Linked DNA regions of Homo sapiens: region 2 is linked to region 1. Evidence: read pairs that join two places in POLR2A ChIA-PET (ENCODE). Cell type or tissue: MCF 10A. All regions are shown on one strand. Links, peaks and the distances in the headings refer to the core of each region. The heading gives the core; the rest is flanking DNA.

Region 1 (7,188 bases), core at 1,472-6,471:
TTTTTTTTGAGTAGTCTCTTATCAAGTCCTCTGCAAAGAGTTAGTCCCAAGCAGGAGATGACTTCCACAGCACTGCAGGATTCCTGATGTGCCACTCTGGCCTACTCCCGACCCCTACTGTCTGCTTCCCCTGGGCCCTGATAGCTGGCCAGGATGATCTGGAGTGTTTCGGGGCAGCAGTCACTATCAACTACATGACTATTTCACAAAGCAAGCCAAAGAACATCTAACAAAACATTAGAAAACAAAAGCCAGAGAGGCCAGGTGCGGTGGCTCACACCTGTAATCCCAGCACTTTGGGAGGCTGAGGCGGGCGGATCACAAGGTCAAGAGATCAAGACCATCCTGGCTAACACAGTGCAACCCCATCTCTATTAAAAATACAAAAATTAGCTGGGTGTGGTGGCACGCACCTGTACTCCCAGCTACTAAGGTGGCCGAGGCAGGAGAATCGCTTAAACCTAGAGGTGGAGGTTGCAGTGAGCCAAGATTGTGCCACTGTACTCCAGCCTGATGACAGAACAAGACTCCGTCTCAAAAAGAGAAAAGATCAGCCAGACTAGGCTTAGGATTTAAGGTGTTGAGAACCACATAATTACAAGCTCACCAACCTCCATGTTCCTAAGCAGCTTTCCCATGGGTTTTATATTACTTGTTTCCATCTCTAGGACATAAGGAGCTGAACCAATATTTGATGACCACACCAGGCAGTGTGACAGGTTGTCCTAACACTTCAATTGGCATCTTCAATTGACACACTGAAACAAATTCTCCCAAGGTGACAAAACTAAGTGGAGCAGGATGAGAGTCTGGTCGGTCTAGGCTAGAGCAATGCCCTTTTAAACAATGCCTCACAGCCAAAGGGACCCACCCAAAATCTACACTCAAGTCTTTCTTACAAATGAGCTAAATCCTTCAATGAAAAATGGCCAGGTTATCAGAGTATGTATTTTCTAATTTTTAGTATGGGCCCACAGGCATGCCACTTAAAGGATTAGAGATTTTGAGACATTTTACCTGAGGGAATTACCAGTGAGCATCATCTATTTGTAGACTGGGTCAAGCTAAGGGTCCTATAAATAGCTAAATACTTACAAACTAAAGCAAAACTAGACAAATTTACACAAAGACAATTATTTAAGACCTTTATTAACAGGTGCTTGCAGTTTGTTGACTTTTTTGAAAAAATCAAGTTGTAAACTTTTATTACAAATTAAAAATGAAGTTCTTAAAAATCTCAACTTGACCAGATATGAAACAATTTAAAAACCTTTAAAGGCGTATTGAGAAAAACCAGGCTTTTTTAAAAAACACGTTTGTTATTACCAAAAAGAGACGTCTTTAGGTAAAAATAATAAAAACCCCATGCTGCATAGATAATGCAGATAGTTCTATTTATCTGGTCAACGGGCAAAAAGCAAGCACTTTAGGTCTTCAGCTCCAATCTTTTGTTCATTTCTTATTGCTGGAATTTCATATTTCTTCTTGTTGGATGACTAAACTGTAAAGAAAAAAATAAAGATGATCATGTAGAATTCATGGTGATCTTCATTTAGTGTAGTACATGCCCTAGTTTACATTACTTGTGTATTGGGAGACATTAACAGATCTCTTGCCATCCAGCAAATAGTAAACGGGAAAAAACCAAAAGCACCACTGGTTGAATGCTAATTTTGGAGGGAACAACAATCACGTACCTCTCGATATCATGTAAAAAGCGAAATGAAAAAGAATCCCTTAATTTTGGAATTAAGGGTAATAAAAACAAGTGAGCTAATGAGCTAAAGTAACAAGAACGTAATTGTATCATGTGGTCTGCCAGAGAATTATTATTATTAATCTACAGGCAGTTTAAATAAACCATGATAAACCACGTGTCATTCTAGGAGTTTTTTAGACACGAAACACTCTCGTCTTTTTCCGGGAACAACATAAACCAACAAAAAAAAAAAACAATTAGAAATGATTAAAAGATTATATTAATGTTGCCACTTTCTCCAAACAGACTCTATTTGTCACCATCTAGGTTAATTCTAACAGCTATCCCCACTTCCTTTTTGAAATAATGCATAAATAATAATGTAATTAACATATTTCTCAGAATACAGCTAGCAAAACTTTCCTCTGTTTACTAGTGAAATCATAAAATTCATTCAGAAAAGTTGATAGAAAGCACTAATAGTTCAAAATACTCATGAAAATACAGGTCTCCAGTGTCAGAATTGAGAACTAGCTGAAGGGTGGCCAAATATGACTCTGATATTCAATATTCCTAAAATGAAATATTAGGTAATTAAGAATAGGGCAGAACACATTATAAATAACATGGCTTTCATTATCTGATGGAACTGAGGTTTTTCTACTCTTGCATTAATAAAACGAAATGGTCACCACTCACGACTGCCATAAATGGATGGCCATCCAAGCTTGCTTACCCGGATGATGGTAGAGATGGTAAGCCGGCATTTACTCAGCCCCGCCCTGCTCAGCCTCGGGAGCGGACGAATTCTCAGCTGGTGGATCGGCTGCTTTTGTCTCTTTGCCATCTTGTGGTTTAGGGTTTTCTGGGCGTCTGCGTCGGTAATTGAAGTTGCGGCGGTACCGACGTTGAGGTGGCTGCTGACCTTGGGTCTCATCTCCTTGATTTTCTTTATCTTCTTCATTGCCGTCCTCTCTAGGCTGTCTTTGGCGAGGAGGGCCCCTGCAATGAACGGTGTCAAACTTAAGAATGATAAAACCTTCTCTCTTCAACACACCCACCAGTGTAACCAGTTGGTTCACAACTAACTCACCATGTCTGGCCCATTCTGTATCAAGTGGTCTGTAGGCAATTTGTGTAAAGAGATGGGTTTTTTTTTTTGGGGGGGGGGGGATGCTGAGTAGGGGGAAGAGTCTTGCTTTGTTGCCCAGACTAAAGTGCCATGGAATGATGACAGCTCACTGTGGCCTCAATCTCCCAGGCTCAAGTGATCTTCCCACCTCAGACTCCTGAGTAACTGGGACTATAGGCAAGCCCCCCACGTCTCATTAATGTCTGATTTTTAGTAGCGATGTGTTGCTATGTTTCCAAGGCTGGTCTTGAATTCCTGACCTCAAGCTATCCTCCCTCCTTGGCCTCCCAAAGAGTGCTGGGATTACAGGCTTGAGTCTTTTAATCACCAAGATAAAGATACTAAATTTTGGGATTTTCTTTCCCCCAGTGCTCAGAAATGATGGATTCCTGGCCTTTCCTCTGCCCATACTCTGAGCACTCCAGAAAGCCCCAGGCCTTTAGTATCCATGAGTCATCATGGGAATAAATTCACATTTACCTTTGTACATTCTAAAACTCTTTCCCCACATCTTTTGGAACTCATGATGAATCTTCAACAAAATTGTTCTGACTTTTCTCTGCAACCCTACAGTGGTGACTGTTCTAACCTTATTGTGGCTTCTAAATCAACTCTCCCAGTTTCTAAAAACTAGGCTTTCCATCTTATTTTGGATTCTGCTCCATTTACTATCTTTTTCTTACTGCAGTTATTACTAAGGTTCGAGTGTAACAGCTTCTAATAACCTGGGCTTTCAGACTGACCTCCCAGTCCAGCTGTTTTCTACCTGGGTTTTTTCAATTATACCACTCAACTTTCCAATTATGTACCTTCCTATTTTTCTTAGGTAATTCCTTATTGTTTTCTCATTCTTAATCTAGGACCTGTAATACAGCGATTCTATCACCTATTCATCTCACTCCAAGGTTGGGCACAGTGGCTCACACCTGTAATCCTAGCACTTGGGGAGGATCACTTGAGGGCAGGAGTTCAAGACTGCTTGAGTAACACAGTGCAACTCCATTTCTACAAAACAATTTAAAAAAAAAAAAACAACCCTCATTTTCCCCTTTTCTCCCCTCTTTATCCAAGTATAAAGTCTACCACTAATCATATGACCAATCCCTACCCCAGTGTCTTCATCTGGATAAACCAGATCTGGATAAATCAAACCAGATCTGGATAAACCAAATCTGGATAAATCCAACTCTCTGCCCAACCTGAGCCTGATGCCCAAATGGCTAGAAACACAGAGTCAAGCTGGGTGAACTCACTTCTAATTTATGATCGTTATCCTATTACTTATAAATTTACCATCTCTATTTTCTGTTCTAGAGGGTTCTTTGCCCCAAACTTTTCAAACTTCCTCTTTACTTTCGTCTCAATTTAGCAACCAAAGGCTTCCATGTCTTCCCATTAACACATGCGTGCCCATGTATTCTTGTTTCTTACACAGGAAAACGGCAGGTTCCTAACAAAAGGTCAACATTTTCACCTGTGGGCAAAACCCTACCCTCTCTGAGAAAGAAAACAGTTCCAGCAGTCACTTTCCTGCCATCAACTGTTATCCTGGATTGCATTTCAGCCTATAAATGTTATTTCTCAACAAAAAACCTCCCTTTTTGACCCCCCATTTTCCCCTTACTACTATTAGTCTCATTTTCAGCAACACTTGTACTATACTCTGTCTTAAGATTTCCCTTTCAGTTTGCTCTTGAACCCACACCAGTCAGAATTTCACACCATTCCATGCATTAGGGGCAGCATGTTTCATTTACTCTCATTTGAACAAAAGATTCCTGCACAGTTTGGAAAGTCTAGCATTCATTGATAACTTCCAAGCAATTTTATGTTACTTCTGCAACTATCTGGCAGGACTGAGCATTCTAAACATTGAAACACGTAGACATTAAGTCTAACTTAAACCAAAAGGCAAAAACCTCTGCACTGGAGGGGTAACAATGGACAAAGATACCTTTCTAAGAGACAAATCAACCGCAAGCTTGTTTGTCAATATAAAGACAAACAATTTACTCAACGGTGAACTGAAGCACTGAATACAAACACAAAATTATGCTATTTTTAAGGACATCAATGAAACTAGGCAAAACATTTAAGCTCTTCAGTGTAACAAAAGGTAAACCAAAGATTCTGCTGCTGGAACCCATGGACTTAACAGATGGACTGCCATGAGAGGCTATTTTAGACCTACTCTGAAAAATAAAAACCCATCTATCTTCAACATCCAGCATCTGGCTAACACAATCTCCTGGTAGAAAACTGAATCAGAGATCTTCAATTGTGGTAGTGATCAGTTAGGACCTCAGCTCTTTTAACTGAAAACTCAGGACAAGACATATTAATACAAAAAATATGATGACATCAGCTGCTCTTGCAAAACTCTCAATGTACATGTGCTGATAAATACATGTAATACAACCTCGACTAGATTCCCTAGTTCCTAAAACTTCACTAAGTGCTCCAACTTTGGTAAAATTTAAAAACCTATATACAGAAACCCCCTCTTATAGACTCACAGTATATTTTGGATATGTTGGATACTTCTAGAATAATAAACTTGACACTTAAAAATTTGGGGATTTAAAAGTTGCGATTTAAGTGATCAGTTAAGATGCGTTATTACTGTATTGGTTTGATTCTTCAGAGGTACCTGTCAGCTTTTGGGGATCACCTATGAAAACTCAATGCTTTGATATCAAACCCTTAGAGAAACAACTATTACACCATCCTATCCTACCACCGTGGGACTGGGAACACTGCCTCAAAGTATACTACGGCATGGACTAAAATATGCTTGGTTCATGGAATTTTTCCTCGATTACTCTAATAATGACATCTATTAATAAGATTTCTAATACCCACTCAAGTAGATAGTTGTCTAACGACAGACTGGATTTCCCCCCGCAGAATGTAAATTCTTGGTGGAGCAATTTCATTTTGCAACTTTGAGCTGACAACTCCCAACTCCAAAAAAAAGGGGGTACATATCTAAACTGAGAAGTGTTTAGTGGAAGATAATGTATGCCATTTCAAGTGATAACACTGTTGATTCTTCACTAATGCCATGGTACAATTCAGATACTCCTAATGCTTTCCTTTCTCCCTACCAAGGAGGCAGGTTTAAAAGGTGTGGTTTAAAATATTATCTTACCTGTTCAAGGACAGAAAATTTGAAATTCCAAACCCTCATCATTTTCTAAAAAAATTTATGTATAAAGCAGACCTCATCTATACAAGCTGTTTTTAATAGGTTCACCTCTTAGGCATCTGATGAAAGAAAACGTGAAGTGTTAACAGAAAAATGAGTCTGCAGGAGAGGCATGATATTGCTGAGTCCTAACACGGGTTTGAGGAAATTTTAATAGAAACATGTTTACGTGGACCATACCTGCGGAATCGTGGTCTATATCCCCGATACATATTCTGCCTCACTGGTCTACCTTGTTCTCCTGCACCCTGGTTGTCAGCACCCTGAAAAAGACAATGGAAATTAAGCCTACTGGGTCAGTAATATAATAAAAAAACCCAACCAGATAAATCCAAGAGTTAAAAAACAAACAAAACAGACCATCTAGTAATTGTGACTACATTATAAATTAATCCTTTTGGTTCTTACTAGGAATCCAAGTTGCTTTCCATATAATTAACAGCTCTAAACAGTCCTACCAGAACTTATCACATTGCTGTTGTTGATGGTGAAACTTACCTCCATCACTTCTCCCTGCACAGGAGGGTTGGAATACTGTGGTCGACGCCCATAGGGTCTCCGCATGTAGTAAGGTGGGAACCTTCGCCTGCGGTAGGGCCGGCGTTGTTGGGCCTGGCCTTCGGGAGCACTCTCCGATCCCTCGTTCTTTTCCCCACTCTCACTATTCTGGTAATTTTGCTGGTAATTGCGTGGAGGACCCCTACGACGTGGATAGCGTCTATAATGGTTACGGTCTGCTGCATATTTACTGCCTTGAACTGGAACACCACCAGGACCTGTAACATTTGCTGCCTCCGCACCCTACAAAAGCCATTACATATTGATAGTGACAAAGGAAATCAGAACACTTTCAACACTTTCAAAAGGAAATCAGAACATTTTCAAACAAAGCAAAAAACAACAAAGTTAAGGAAAAAAAAGGGGGGGGGGGCGCAACTGCGTGACCAGGGGTGCACAGAAATGACTAAATATCAGTTCCTCACTGTTCTGAAGAGATTGCCCTCTAACTGCAGCCAGAACATTAGGCTTGATGCACCTGTGTTCATGAGGTCACCTGAACACATCCATCCACATTAGAGCCACCATCCTAATGGATGAGACCTCCAAAATATTTCCATACTGAAGTCAAACCTTTACACAAAAAGCATC
Region 2 (7,188 bases), core at 1,014-6,013, 270 kb before region 1:
GGGACGGGGTTTTACCACATTGGCCAGGATGGTCTTGATCTCTTGACCTCGTGATATGCCCACCTTGGCCTCCCACAGTGCTGGGATTACAAGCGTAAGCCACTGAGCGGGGCCCCTTTTTGTATTTTTAGTAGAGACAGGGTTTCGCTATGTTGGCCAGGCTGGTCTTGAACTCCTGGCCTCAGGTGATCCACCCGCCTCGACCTCCCAAAGTGCTGGGATTACAAGCATGAGCCACCCCACCCGGCCTGACATGGATAATCTACAGCAATAGATAGCTGTGGCACCTTGTTTGCATTCCTAGATTTTCAGAATGCACACAGACCACAAGAGCAGAAGCACCTGTGTGGAGCATCAACTTAGTTGTGCACACCTGGAAGGCAGAGCTTTAAGTGACTCCAACTTACTGAGCCTCCACCACTGGCCAGTCATTGTGCAGCTTCCACAAATACCATCACGTACTAGGTACTTAATAAGTATTTATGGAATAAGTGAATAAATGTCTTAGTTAACACACACTGTATCCCTGGGAGGTAGGAACTGTTTTATTATTACTATTACTATATATTTTTTAAGATGCAGTTTTGCTCTTGTTGCCCAGGCTGGAGTGCAATGGCATAATCTCGGCTCACTGCACCCTCCACCTCCTGGGTTCAAGCAACTCGCCTGCCTCAGCCTCCCGAGTAGCTGGGATTACAGGCATGTGCCACCACGCCCGGCTAATTTTGTATTTTTAGTAGAGACGGGGTTTCTCCATATTGGTCAGGCTGGTCTCAAACTCCCGACCTCAGGTGATCCACCCACCTCAGCCTCCCAAAGTGCTGGGATTACAGGCGTGAGCCACTGCGCCTGGCCCAAAAACATTTTTAATGAATGCATGTGTGCCTGTGTGACAACATCAGGAGGAACACATGCTTCCTCCACCCCATCCTCACACAGAGTGGGGCTCTGCCAGCCTTGTTTGTGCTCTGTGACCGTATCACCTGACCATAACCAAATGGACTCAGGACAAACATCTCACCCAAATTGTTCCTACCAGCTCCTCTCATCTTAGAAAAGTCAGGGCCAGGAGACAGCTGAGTCAGCTTCTAAGGGTTGTTGAAATGGTCCCATGCAGACTCTGGTATTGCATCGTGGGCATTTTCTGCTGTGTGGGGCAGAACAGGCCTGTTTGTGTTGAAACAGAGAAATAACACAGATGAGAAAGGTAGAGCATCCTAGTGGCAGCCTACTCACTGAATCCAGATCTTCGTCAGCGTCTTGTTGCATCCCTGTGCCTGGTTTATGAGACATCTCTGTATCCTTTATCTTTTTTATTTTAAAATATATTTTAAAGATTTTTAAAAAATTATTTATTTATTTATTTATTTAGAGAAGGAGTCTCACTCTATTGCCCAAGCTGGAGTGCAGTGGTGCGATCTCAGCTCACGGCAAACCCTCCCTCCCGGCTTCAAGCGATTCTCCTGCCTCAGCCTCCCGAGTAGTTGGGATTACAGGCGCGCACCACTTCACCTGGCTAATTTTTGCATTTTTAGTAGAGATGGGGTTTTGCCACGTTGGCCAGGCTGGTCTTGAACTCCTGACCTCAGGTGATCTGCCCGCCTCGGCCTCTCAAAGTGCTGGGATTACAGGCATCAGCCACCATGCCCAGCCTATTTTTTTTTTTTTAACTTTTTTGTATTTTTAAAGACAGGGTATTGCTGTGTCACCCAGTTTGGAGTGTGATGGCACAATCACGGCTTAGTGTATTCTCGAATTTCTAGGCTCAAACCATCCTCCTGCCTCAGTCTCCTAAGTAGCTGGGACTGTAGGCACATGCCACCATGCCTGGCTAATTTTTAAATTTTTTTTGAGGTACAATGTCTGGCTATATTGTCCAGGCTGGTCTGGAACTCCTGGGATCAAGCAATCCTCCCACCTTGGCAAACCTAAAGTGCTAGGATTACAGGTGTGGGCCACTGCATCCAATCTCTATATCCTTTATTAAATTCTCCCTTTTTCCCATAATCCCAGCACTTTGGGAGGCTGGGGCAGGTGGATCACCTGAGGTCAGGAGTTTGGGACCAGCCCGGCCAACATGGTGAAACCCTATCTCTACTAAAAATACAAAAATTAGCCAGGCATGGTGGCAGGCACCTGTAATCCCAGCTACTCGGGAGGCTGAGGCAGGAGACTTACTTGAACCCGGGAGGCAGAGGTTGCAGTGAGCCAAGATCACACCATTGCACTCCAGCCTGGGCGACAAGAGCTGAAACTCCATCTCAAAAAAAAAAAAATCTCCCTTTTTGGTGACAGCTGGTTTAAATGCATTGATACTTGCAACCAAAATATCCTAACAATCATTACTTTAAGGAAATAGGGAAGATAGGACTCTCAGCCACAAGACCAGGCCTCCGGGAACCAGTTAAAAGAAACACGCAGGACAGACTACTGCCTGAGCAGGAACCAGTTAAAAGAAACACGCAGGACAGACTACTGCCTGAGCAGTCTCTGTAAGTAAAGACTACACCAGCCACTTTACAATACCAGGTGTACAGGCTGGAATGTAAGCTCCATGAGGGGAGGGCTCTATAGCCAAACAGTCAAAGCCCTCCTTGATGTGGCTTCTGCCTCCCAGCCTCAGCCCCAAATGTTGGGTTGGGCACTGGCCAGGTTGTAATGTGCCATTCTAAAGCCTCCCCAGCTGTCACACCTATAAATCTAAGCCAGGGTTCCAGCCCACCAGGAAGATGGTATAACAAGTTCTAGAAGTGGCATTGGGCTTTCCAAGTACCTTCATCCCCACTGTCTCCTGTGATCATCCCATCAGGGTCCACCAGCCCAACTTTAGGGACATGGGAATGAGGGAGGCAAAGGGGTTAAGCAACCTGCCTGAGGGGTAGGTGAATAGAACTGGGACTTAAATTCAAGTCTGAGCCAACCGCGCTACTGGGAGAAGGATTGAATAACACTTGATCTTTATTATCGTAGTTTTAAAGATGAGGAAACTTTAAATGAGATACCTAGAGTAGTCAAATTCACAGAGAAAGTAGAACGGAGGTTGCCAGGGATTAGGGGTAACAGGGAATGGGGAATTATTATTTAGTGGGTTCAGATGGATGATGGCAATGGTTGCACAACAGTGTGAATGCACTTAATGACACTGAACTGTAATCTTAAAATAGGTAAAATGGTAAAATTTATGTCATGTAGTTTAATTTTAAGTGAGGAAACTGAGGTCTAACAGGATAAAGGTGTAGAGCAGATTTTTTTTTTTCTGGGATGGAGTCTTGCTCTGTCACCCAGGCTGGAGTGCAGTGGCACGATCTCGGCTCACTGCAACCTCTGCCTCCCGGGTTCAAGCAATTCTCCTGCCTCAGCCTCCCGAGTAGCTGGGATTACAGGCGCCTGCCACTGCGCCTGGCTAATTTTTGTATTTTTAGTAGAGATGGGGTTTCACCATGTTGGCCAGGCTGGTCTCCAACTCCTGACCTTGTGATCCACCCGCCTTGGCCTCCCAAAGTGCTGGGATTACAGGCATGAGCCACCACGCCCGGCCTTAGACTAGATTTTATACAAAGTCTGGGGACAAACCAGGTTCAATTATTAGCTCGGCCACTTGCTGACCTACTCAACCCTGGGCAAATCACTCTGAAACTGTGCTTCAGTTTCCTCCTTTGAGAAACAGGATAAAAAACAGTAAATCTAGAATTCGTTATGAGAATTAAATGAGATATTAATAACTCCATACCAATCACTTACCTGGCACATAGTAAATTAGCAACACATACAACATTATTATGACAAGGTTTCTCAACCCAGAGCAAGAACAGCCTTTCAGACGCTTGAAGAGTCTTGGCGCTTATCTGTTGCAACCCCTTTGTTACAAAGCTGAAGAGACTGAGGGACAATGACTTGCCCGAAGTCACCCAGCCAACTTGTAACAGAGCCCAGAGTTGAACCAAACCACTCTTCTCTGAGTCCAGAGATCCCCAGCTCCAGCCAGCTCACACTGCTTTCCCTTTTTAAAGAAATGAACTGCGGTGGATTTGAGGCATGAATTTCAAGCCTCAATGTGGAAAGCAGGGGCTCCTGTGGCTCTCAACCGATTCTCTCTCCCTCTTGCAAAGCATGAGTCAGCTCCAGTATAATGTGTGAGTCAGCCAGCTCCTCCGTGATGAATGTGCATATGACTGCCAGGTGGCATCCAGGTGGGAGCTGGGCGGGGCAAGCGGGCACAGCTAGACACCGGCTGCTCTGTCTGGGCATAAGCTGTGTGCTTTCTTTCAGATCCAAATTGCTGCATGGTGGTATCTATAAGTCAGGAGGCCCAGGTTTTACACCTTCAATTTGCTTCCAAATTCCTTCTTCACTGTGATCTCAAGCAAGTGGCTTAATTTCTCTGTGCCTCAGTTTTCACAACTGTGGATACATGAATAATTCTAGTCTTGCCTGCAGCATAAGGTGTGGGGAGGACCCAAGGAATGACATGTGGGAAGGAGTTTTGCAGAGTTACAAAGTTATATCAAAGCCAGGTACAGTGGTGCTGGCCTGTTGTCCCAGCTACTTGGGAGGCTGAGGCAGGAGGATTGCTTGAGCTCAGGAGTTTGAGGCCAGCCTGGGCAACATAGCAAGACCCTACCTCTAAAAAGAAAAAAAAAAAAAGAAAGAAAAAGTTATATCGGCATGAAAGGCATTGTTTTTCCACTTCTCTGGAGAAATATGATTCTAAGAATAAAACAAAACTGTGCCAGGCTATTTGTTTTTCCCATCAGTCCTTGGGCTTCTCAGGATCCTTCTGGTCTCCTTGCTGTTCCCCCAGCCTCAGGGTGCCAGGTTACTTCCTCAGACTCAACACTTGTGGAGGGCTTACTGTGCACCAGGCCCAGGGCCAAGCCATTGAATCCTCCCCAGAGATCTCCAAGGTCAACATCATTCTGGGTCTTAAAAAAAAAAAAGAGGGCCGGGCGCGGTGGCTCACACCTGTAATCCCAGCACTTTGGGAGACCGAGGCGGGTGGATCACTTGAGGTCAGGAGTTCAAGACCAGCCTGGCCAAACATGGTAAAACCCTGTCTCTACTAAAAATACAAAAAAATTAGGTGGACGTGGTGGTGGGCGCCTGTAATCACAGCTACTCAGGAGGCTGAGGCAGGAGAATCGCTTGAACCCGGGAGACAGAGGTTTTAGTGAGCCGAGATTGTGCCAGTGCACTCCAGCCTGGGCAAAAAGAGTGAGACTCCGTCTCAAAAAAAAAAAAAAGATTATTATGGGCCTTATTTTACAGAGAGAAAACTGAGGCTCACTGGTAATAAGGAACTCGCCAATCACAAGGTGGAGCTGGGCCATGAAGCCAGACTTTTGGAACGTTCCAGAGTTCTGCCCACCCCACGGGGAAGAAAAGCTCCTCGGGGAGGCATCATCAGGTCCTCTTCTTCCAACCTCACAGACCTCCAGAAAACAATACGTGGAAATTGAGAGGGGAAGACCCCTGCAACCCTGAAGAAAATCAGGCTTTGAGAATGTAAAAAAATGGAAATAATAATAGTTACCACGTTTCAAGTATTTACTGTAGGATAGTCACCTGATACACGTTTCCTTACTTCATATTCACAATAATTCTTAGAGGTGAGTACTGCTATTATCCCCATCTTACAGTTGGGGAAACTGAGATTCAGGTGAGGTAACATGCCCAAAGACACATAGCTAGCAGGTCTGTTTCCAAAACCTGTGGTCCACCCACCAAATACCACTGTCAGCCTCCTCCTTCATTCATTCTTTGATTAATTCATTTATTAAACATTTATAGCTTCTTTCTTGTGCCAAATAACTTGCTGGACAGAGGCAAGACAGGAATACCTGAGCCCCAGCCCTAGAGGAGGTCATTATCTCAGAGGAAGATAAGGCTCAAATAATTGTAATCTAAGCGATAAGAGCCAGGCAAAGCAAACTGCTTGTACTGTTGCTGGATCAGAGCAGGCAGTGCCAGTTGGAGTTTTTGTTGTTTTTATTGCTTTCTTTAAAGGCAGAGAATCTGGCAGCATTTGATTTAAAACAAGTTTCTCTAGAGTCAAGTCATCCATTTATTATTATTTTTTATTTTTATTAAAAAAAAATTTTTTTTGAGACGGAGTCTTGCTCTGTTGCCCAGGCTGGAGTACAGTGGTGCAATCTCAACTCACTGCAACCTCCGTCTCCTGGGTTCAATAGGTTGTTCTGCCTCAGCCTCCCAAGTAGCTGGGATTACAGGTGCACACCACCACGCCTGGCTAATTTTTGTATTTTTAGGAAAGATGGGGTTTCATCATGTTGGTCAGGCTGGTCTCGAATGCCTGACCTCATGATCCCCCTGCCTTGGCCTCCCAAAGTGCTGGGATTACAGGTGTGAGCCACTGCGCCTGGCCTATTTATTTATTTTTAGAGATGGGGTCTCACCATGTTGCCCAGGCTGGACTTGAACTTTTGAGCTCAAGCAATCCTCCTGCCTCAGCCTCTTTAGTAGCTGGGACTATAGGCACGCACCACCACACCTGACTCCATTTATTTTTTCAATCCAGGTGCTGGAACTCACACTACCTGTGTGATTTTGGGCAAATTACTTCCCTGAGCCTCAGTTTTCTCCTTTAGAAAACAGAGAGAAAAAGGCCAGGCGCAGTGGCTCACGCCTATAATCCCAGCACTTTGGAAGGCCAAGGCGGGCGGATCACGAGGTCAAGAGATCGAGACCACCCTGGCCAACATCATGAAACCCCGTTTCTACTAAAAATACAAAAATTAGCTGGGCGTGGTGGTGCGCACCTGTAATCCCAGCTACTTGGGAGGCTGGGGCAGAAGAATCTATTGAACCCGGAAGTCGGAGGTTACAGCGAGCCGAGATTGCGCCACTGCACTCCAGCCTGGCAACAGTGAGACTCCATCTCAAAAAAAGAAAAAAAAAAGAAAATAGAGAAATACTTATTTCATAGAGTTGCTGTTGGAATTAAATTAACTGAAATGTTGTATTCCTTCATTCAACAAAAATGTAGGAGACCCAGTGTGAGGCAGGTGCTGTTTTTGGTGCTGGGGACACTGGAAGAAGCAGATGGAGACACTCCCTTGGAATTACAGAAATATTTTAAGTAAAAAAAAAAAAAAAAAAAAATTCAATTTGGTTAATTGAAGCAAAATATGCATTCAGAAGAGTACGAAAATCAGAAATGTACACACCTCA

The links. Peaks named below come from ENCODE experiments on the same cell type or tissue, not always from the same donor. Only the 100,000 strongest peaks of a DNase experiment are listed, where the experiment ranks them.
Region 2: POLR2A ChIA-PET joins it to region 1 with 5 read pairs; 3 of 35 experiments call an interaction of 5 or more read pairs at or near these places.

The regions. Positions count from the first base shown.
Region 1 is chr1:42,696,294-42,703,481 of GRCh38, reverse strand. YBX1 (Y-box binding protein 1) reads right to left here. Exons shown (of 8, transcript NM_004559.5): 5 at 6,538-6,840; 6 at 6,220-6,302; 7 at 2,436-2,701; 8 at 1-1,501. The coding sequence ends at 2,467. Among named protein-coding and RNA genes, the nearest start is that of YBX1, 17 kb to the right of the region's middle. In MCF 10A, for the core only: no CTCF peak of the experiment used is centred there; no DNase peak of the experiment used is centred there.
Region 2 is chr1:42,964,228-42,971,415 of GRCh38, reverse strand. It overlaps SLC2A1-DT (SLC2A1 divergent transcript), which reads right to left. Exons shown (of 4, transcript NR_033967.1): 2 at 1,022-1,167. Among named protein-coding and RNA genes, the nearest start is that of SLC2A1-DT, 8.8 kb to the right of the region's middle. RefSeq lists an enhancer at 1-450. In MCF 10A, for the core only: no CTCF peak of the experiment used is centred there; a DNase peak (open chromatin) is centred at 4,135.